Linked DNA regions of Homo sapiens: region 1 is linked to region 2. A link is a contact called in ENCODE Hi-C or POLR2A ChIA-PET data. All regions are on one chromosome and are shown on one strand. The core of a region is the stretch at or near the end of the contact, and the rest is flanking DNA. Distances in the headings are between cores, read along the strand shown.

Evidence for each region. A loop is a pair of places that touch in the nucleus more often than their neighbours do. ChIA-PET counts read pairs that join two places held with the same protein, here RNA polymerase II (POLR2A). Pooled maps may share reads with other maps.
Region 1: a pooled map shows a loop between it and region 2 (4-fold over the local background). The contact joins two enhancer-like sites. A Hi-C loop is called at or near these places in 3 of 168 maps with a recorded cell type or tissue (GM12878, heart left ventricle and spleen), 10 of 37 single-sample maps with no recorded cell type and 11 of 50 pooled maps. POLR2A ChIA-PET finds 5 or more read pairs at or near these places in 4 of 52 experiments (B cell, GM12878, OCI-LY7 and 1 more).

Annotation. Positions count from the first base shown.
Region 1 is chr7:7,828,468-7,831,683 of GRCh38, reverse strand. The region is part of intron 3 of UMAD1 (UBAP1-MVB12-associated (UMA) domain containing 1); the gene reads right to left. Among named protein-coding and RNA genes, the nearest start is that of RPA3, 110 kb to the right of the region's middle. Within about 2 kb of position 1,348, at least 3 of the 41 ENCODE cell types and tissues checked have a DNase peak (open chromatin) inside an H3K27ac peak, as active enhancers do.
Region 2 is chr7:7,770,637-7,774,072 of GRCh38, reverse strand. The region is part of intron 2 of UMAD1 (UBAP1-MVB12-associated (UMA) domain containing 1); the gene reads right to left. Among named protein-coding and RNA genes, the nearest start is that of RPA3, 54 kb to the right of the region's middle. Within about 2 kb of position 1,397, at least 4 of the 41 ENCODE cell types and tissues checked have a DNase peak (open chromatin) inside an H3K27ac peak, as active enhancers do.

The sequences.
Region 1 (3,216 bases), core at 99-2,598, 58 kb before region 2:
GCAAAGTTAGGTAATTGTCAAAAAGCCACAAAGGGAATCAGGGCTCCCAGTTCCGGGCTCTCAACGCTGACTCAAGTCACCAGGGAGGTTCAATGGGGAGCTTGGTTCACGTAATCAACAAAAAAGAGCCTAAAAACAACACAAAACTAAGTAATCCAATTTCAGAAGAGTAAAAAGTGGCCTGTGATTTAGAGGCCACTTTGACTTCTTTCATTGACTTCTTTCATTGAAAGGTACCCAGAAAGACAGGCTCCAGAATGGAGCTAACAAATAGAACTTCTTTGTTCCTTAGTTTGATTTTATGATCAAGTATTTCAGATAATTTTTTAAGAGTACAGAGAATTGATATGATGCATCACCAATGAATGGTACTTCCAAAAATATATAACAAGAATAAATTTCTGTAAGATATAGATACTTAGAATATCCTGGCGACAGCAACTTTTAAGATAAGGACATGCTGAACACAAAAATATGGGTTAGAGGCTAAAACAGAGTAAAACTAATGTCACCTTAACTGTAACTCTTGAGGATTTACATCAAATTAATAGTCAGGAGAATCCAATTAATACTAGCCAAGAATATCTAACTTCATACAAATAATTTTCCTTATAAATGCATAAGTATATCATTAGTATTTGTTGTAATATTATCTTCTTTAAGAATCAGAGAAATACAAGCATTGATTTTTATCAATAAAATACATATTTTAAGGACTGGTATATTTTTTATAATTAAAAAATATTCTTGTAGCCACATGAGGAAATGTTTGGGTGATTGGCTTATTCATAAAAACTAATAACAAATTTTTCTATGCAGATACTTAAAAAGATGGGAAGATATAAACAGGCTTCAATTTACATTCACTTCACTTATCCAGTACTGAAAGATACAAGATCGGCAAGTAAAGATTCATAGAACTTAGTCTATGTGTTTATTTATATTGACTCAAAACCCTACTGTATCTCTTCTTACAAAGGTTCTGAGGCAATATCTGACATTAGAATAAAGAAAACCATTGAAATAGAAAGTCTGGGACAAGGAAAATGAACCAAAACATGCTGAAGGTAAGAATCAGTATGACTGTGGTTTCCACACTTTGAAGTTGGCTCACAGTTTTTGGGCACCCAGAGCAAAGAAGAAAAACACGCATGTTAAAAGAAAGAAAAGAAACGAAAAAGGGAAAAGAAAGAGAAAGATACAAAAGAGAGAAACCAAAACATATAATTTTTTACCTAATAGAGGTAAAAAATCAATATAGTATGAACGTGCTTCAAGCAGAGAATGAACTTCTGATGGGAGAACCTGGAAAGGCTCCAGGGCAAACAGTCACATTCTAGGCTGGAAATGAAGGGCAGGGCTAACCTCCAGAGCAGCTGCTACAAAAAAGGTATTCCACACTCAATCTTTAGCAAGCAGACAGAGAGCCGTGTGATTACAACGCATGTTTAGGAAATGGCAAGTTGATTCCAGCACAACGTACAAGGTAGACACAGTCCTAGCAGGGGCTTGGCCAGACCTGCAGGTCCACTGGCAAATGCCTCTTAAGGAACAAATAACATAGTAGATTTTTGAGGGAGAGGTGGGAAAATAATATAACTTTTCTTTTTTAAAGTAGAAAACTCTAGTGCTGTGTAAAGAATAGACCAGAAAGGCAAAAGTCAGAAGGAAGAAGGTTTGTCGGAAGACTCTGTAGTAAATCCAATGAGGGAAGATAAGGGCCTGATCTCTGGTCCTGGCACAGGAAAGGTAAAGGAGAGGACAGGTAGGAGACTCTCTGACAGCTCCTAGTGAATATAATTAAATGTGAGGAAAGAGATGAGTCAGTCACACATGACTTGAGGGTGCCTTGCCTCTTAATCCTATGTGACCAAGGAGATCCAGAAGCTGATACTACATGCTTTTTCTAATGTTTTACTAGGTTTGGTGACAACAAAATTAACATATACCTTTGTGTCATAATATTTTCCATCAAGGAAAGTATACAAAATTGTTTTGTAAAATGCTCGTTCATTACATTTAAAATCATGTCAGAATATGAAACGTATGTTTCTTTAAAATAAAAATATAAAGTGCTATTTCAGCCAGATTCATTATATGAGACCTAAAGCACTGTGGCTATAGTTCTAGCTCAGGTTTCAGCACATTCCTTTTTTTGTCCATTTATATTTACGAAAAGGAAAATGGGCTTTAACTTTTTATCCAGGGATTTATATGATTTGCACTAAGTGTCTTATTATCTACCTCCCACATTGCCAGGGATAACACAAAACTATGATCAAAGTAGATGCTTAAAAATTACATGCTGAATGAATAAATTCAAGAATTAAAGTCAAACAGAAATCACCTGTTCCCCAAACTTGTAGAGAGTTATTGCTCTTAGCACTGGACTAGCTGTTCAGTGCAGGTATGCAAGTGATTGCTGCTGCTCATTCAGTAACAATTTAAAATGTTCATCAGGAAAGATCTATTTCCTAAATAATTTATCCTTATCACCAAATTTGTTGTTATGAAAAATTGCTAGACGCCCTATACAAGGCCAAGTCCTTATTAATGCCAGTGGTAAGAACTGCTAGAAAAAGAACATTGACAAGAAAATGTTTGGGAGCTATTACAACACACTTACATTTCCTTAGACAGTGACATGACTATATGATCAATATTATATAGACATGTTATCCCTTATAATAGTGTTCCATGTTTGCATTTTGAGGAAAACCACTGATTTTTATCTACCTTAATTTAAGATAATATTATTGTCAATGACCTCCTAACCACATACAAAATAGAGTTCAAACTTTTGAATTTGACATTCAAAGACCTAGAAGACCTGGGCCAGTCGATTTTCTTGTCGTAATTCCCTCTGATCTGTTCAGTAATTCCTAAGTAGTGGGGAGAGTACCACTGGTTGTACAAGCATTGAGGAGGAGGAGGAGGAGCACTGGGAAGCTGGAGTTCAGGAGAGCTTCAAAGGCAAAAAGGAGAAGGAAAAATGAAACGCAAGGTTGTGTGCAAGACAGGTCAAGAGCTATCCCCTTTCTTTTTCTGGATCAAAGCCTTTACAGGCAGCCCCTTAGCCCCTGCACAAACTAGCATGCGTGTGTACACACAGAAGTCAGCAGGGATGGGGTCCCTATGGGTTGATATAGCCGCAAGAAGCTCGGGACCAGGGGCTCTGAGAAGAAGCATGAGTCAGAGCTGTATTCCCCAATTTTG
Region 2 (3,436 bases), core at 148-2,647:
TATCAAGCTGCAGCCATGGTTTGCCATTTAGAATGGATGGCCTGATTCTCAGTGTTTTCTTAGGGTCTGTGGTGAGGAGAGACAAAAGAAATCAGTAGAGAGCCGCCATCAGTGAGCCAGAGAGAAACAGCAGCCAGGGTTCTTCTCTAAACCAACCAATCTAATATAGACTCGTCCTCCTTATAATACCTCCCAGGGCAGGGCTGCAAGGCTGGAAATGGTAAGAGCATTTGGGCTGTAACTCCTCACTCACCTCCTCCCTTCAACCAGCCTTCCAAATTCCCCTAACTGAAATAAAGCCTAAGAGTCTCCTCCAGAAAATCAACATATAAAAATGTTTTAAAGCAAACCTGAAACTGGCACCTTTACTTTGCTTAGGATGAAAAGTTTGGTTTCTAGTGTGTTGGGCAATCTGTATAAAAAGTTATAAAGGTTAAGTGTCTAGTACAAATAAATCTTGGTTATTTGTGAACACAATAGGTTCCTGTTTGGTTTTGTTATTGTGTTTTTTTTTAGAAATTAAGCTCCCTCTGACCTTGAAAGTCATTTTGCTACTGTAGACTGTGATGCAAATTAAGGCATTTCTATTCTTATTTCAAAGTCTGCTGCATAAAGTAAGTGTATGCTCTTCAAAGTAAATTGACAGCCTAATGTTGCACATTTAGCTACATCAACACTTCAACAGCTTATTTCATTATTATTTGACTAACTCATTTTAAAATTTATCAAGAAAAGTATAATTTTCTCCTCTCATGGTTTCTGGTCTTAAAAAGCTAATACCCTAACAGTTTTTAAAGATCCCCTAATGTTGCAACTTGTGTACAAAGCAGGTCTAAAAAGCAGCCTCACAACTTTATTATAAAAGTAGGTCACTTTTTAAAATGCATTAAAGTTAATGTAAATATAACTGTGCAATTCTTTATTTTAAGCTTTGTTTTGAAGGCAAATCTCTCACAAACTAAATCATCTTTAAAACCTGTAGTTTTTAGTTTGCACTTGTTACAAAAACAAGCAATTATTCTATAGCAGAGCATCTCATGTTTCCTAGAGCTAAATGATATCCTGAAGTAGCAAAAATCTTGTGGACCAGAATGATAGCAGTATTTCTCCTTTGAACCATTAAAGAAAAAAATGAATAAATTTAAGGGGAAACCCCTCTTTAAAAAAAAATAAAAAAGGCTTCTTGTGTTATATCTAATCCACTTTCACACAGTTTTTCTTAATTACACTACAGCTGTCTGGTAAGGCACAACTGACCACTTCCATCATGAAAACAAACTGTACCCTACCATCTAAAGTTCTCGATTAAAAAGCAAATGTTTTTGTGAGCCCAGAGAAAACGGGCGCAGCTGCTCCATTTCACGAGGCAGGCACCTCTACTCCATTCATCTGTGAAGAATGGCAATGACTGTAAATTGTTCTTCCTGATCGGTTCCACAATAAAAACAAACCACACTACTTTCAATTTTTCAAAGCCAATTTTTTCAAGCCTCCAGTACACTGGAAACAAGAGTTGTGTTCTTCTGATTCATGGCCTTTGATTTCTACATAAACATCCCTGTATGCATGTAAAAACAGGTCCCTGCAGGATACTCAGAGACTGTATATATTAACTTACCAGATGTACCAGAAGATAGAAATGCCATCCGCCTACCTTTCAAAGCAAGATACTATTTAACAGCTTAAACTGCCTGTGACTAAAGAATGACTGCAAAGAACATACCGTATGTGGAGAGGCATTAGTTAGTTCATGAGAAAACTTCAGCATATTCACAAAAAGTACAACAAACGGTTTTCAACTTGTGTTTTAAGGCTCTCCATTAAAATCCATAGTAAGGAATTAAGGTCAAGAAACACATCTGCATTTTGCAACTAAAACACAAAGGTTTAGCTATTACTGGAAATCTAATAATAGCTAAAATGATTGACACAAGTTTGTTAAGAAACTTCTAAATATTCCCAGTTAATTTACAATGCTCAAACAGTAATCACAATTTAATCTTGAGGTCTCCAAAGTATTTTTTTTTAATCAAACACACACTTGTCAATTTCAAAATGTTAGAGCATGCTTCTGCCATATTTATGTAAATCATATATATATAGATATATATACCTACAAGCATGGAGCACTATACTAATATCTAATGCACATTTTTAAACATATACAAAAATAGTTGTTAAGAATAGGATAAAATTGCTTATAAATAGAAGTTTTAAGACTTTGCACACCTCCTATGGGTAACCTTGCACAGCTCCTGAGGCACCAGCCCCTCCACTCTCACCCCCACCCATGGAGACCCTAAGTGGGCCATAGCTAATGTGAGGCCAAACCATGCCCTCAGTGGCTTTGGATGAATTATTTGATTGCTCTAATTTCTATCCCTGCCCTTAAGAAGATTGTTTGTAGAAACATAAGAATATAATCTAGTTTAGAACAGCTTTTAATTCTGACTCATCACTGGAGGGTTGCAATGGAATTCAAATGTGATAAAACATTATGGAGATTTAAAGTACAAGAAAATGTTCAGATCTGTGAACCCCCAACTTCAGTGGCAAAACTGCTAGCAGCCAATGATTATTCTCTCACACCTGACAGCAATCAAAATCACCTCAATCAGCAAAGAGGTTTATACTGAAAATAACATCCTGTGGCTGCCGCAGCGATGGCACCCCCTAACCATCAGCTTTGCCATATAGCTCCAATATATTGATATTTTACCTTTCCAAACTGTCTCATTTACAACCTCATTCCTTCCAAAAACCCTAGCTATATGTGATTTCAGGCAAAGGAAGTTCTCAACAAGTGATGAGACTTTATTTTAATTAAGCCCTGTCAATAATGCAATGTAATACATAGTTATTGGGTATATACAACTTAGGCTGGTTTTGCTAGAAGCTGTCAATACAATTATCCTTGTCCTCAAAGCGTTCCAAGAAAAAAAAAAAAACTAACAAAAACCTCCATCTAACAAAAATTTACCTCATATTTGCCCTCTTTCTTTCTGCCATTTGTTCTCAGGCTCCTTTACAGGGTCCTCTTCCTCCACCTCCTGTGTTACTCTCTAGGGTTGCTCTCTTCTCACTCCATCTCTAGGGGATCTTATCCAAGACTAACTCAAGATACACCAAGACATCTTTAATTACCAAAGCCATTTCTAAATAACGAATATTTTTCTTAAGTTATACATCATATGCCCCATACTTTCAACTGCTTACCTGATTTCTCCAACTAGATGTCCAAGAGCAGTTCACCTCAACACTTCCAGACGATCGTGAACTCATGATCGTCTCCATAAAACCTGCTCCTCATTTTTTTTATTATACTTTAAGTTTTAGGGTACATGTGCACCTCCTCATTCTGTACTTTCTCAATTCACAAGAATCATCATTCTTTCAACTCTCATAATCACTGAATGTCAAATTGTAATTAATCCTA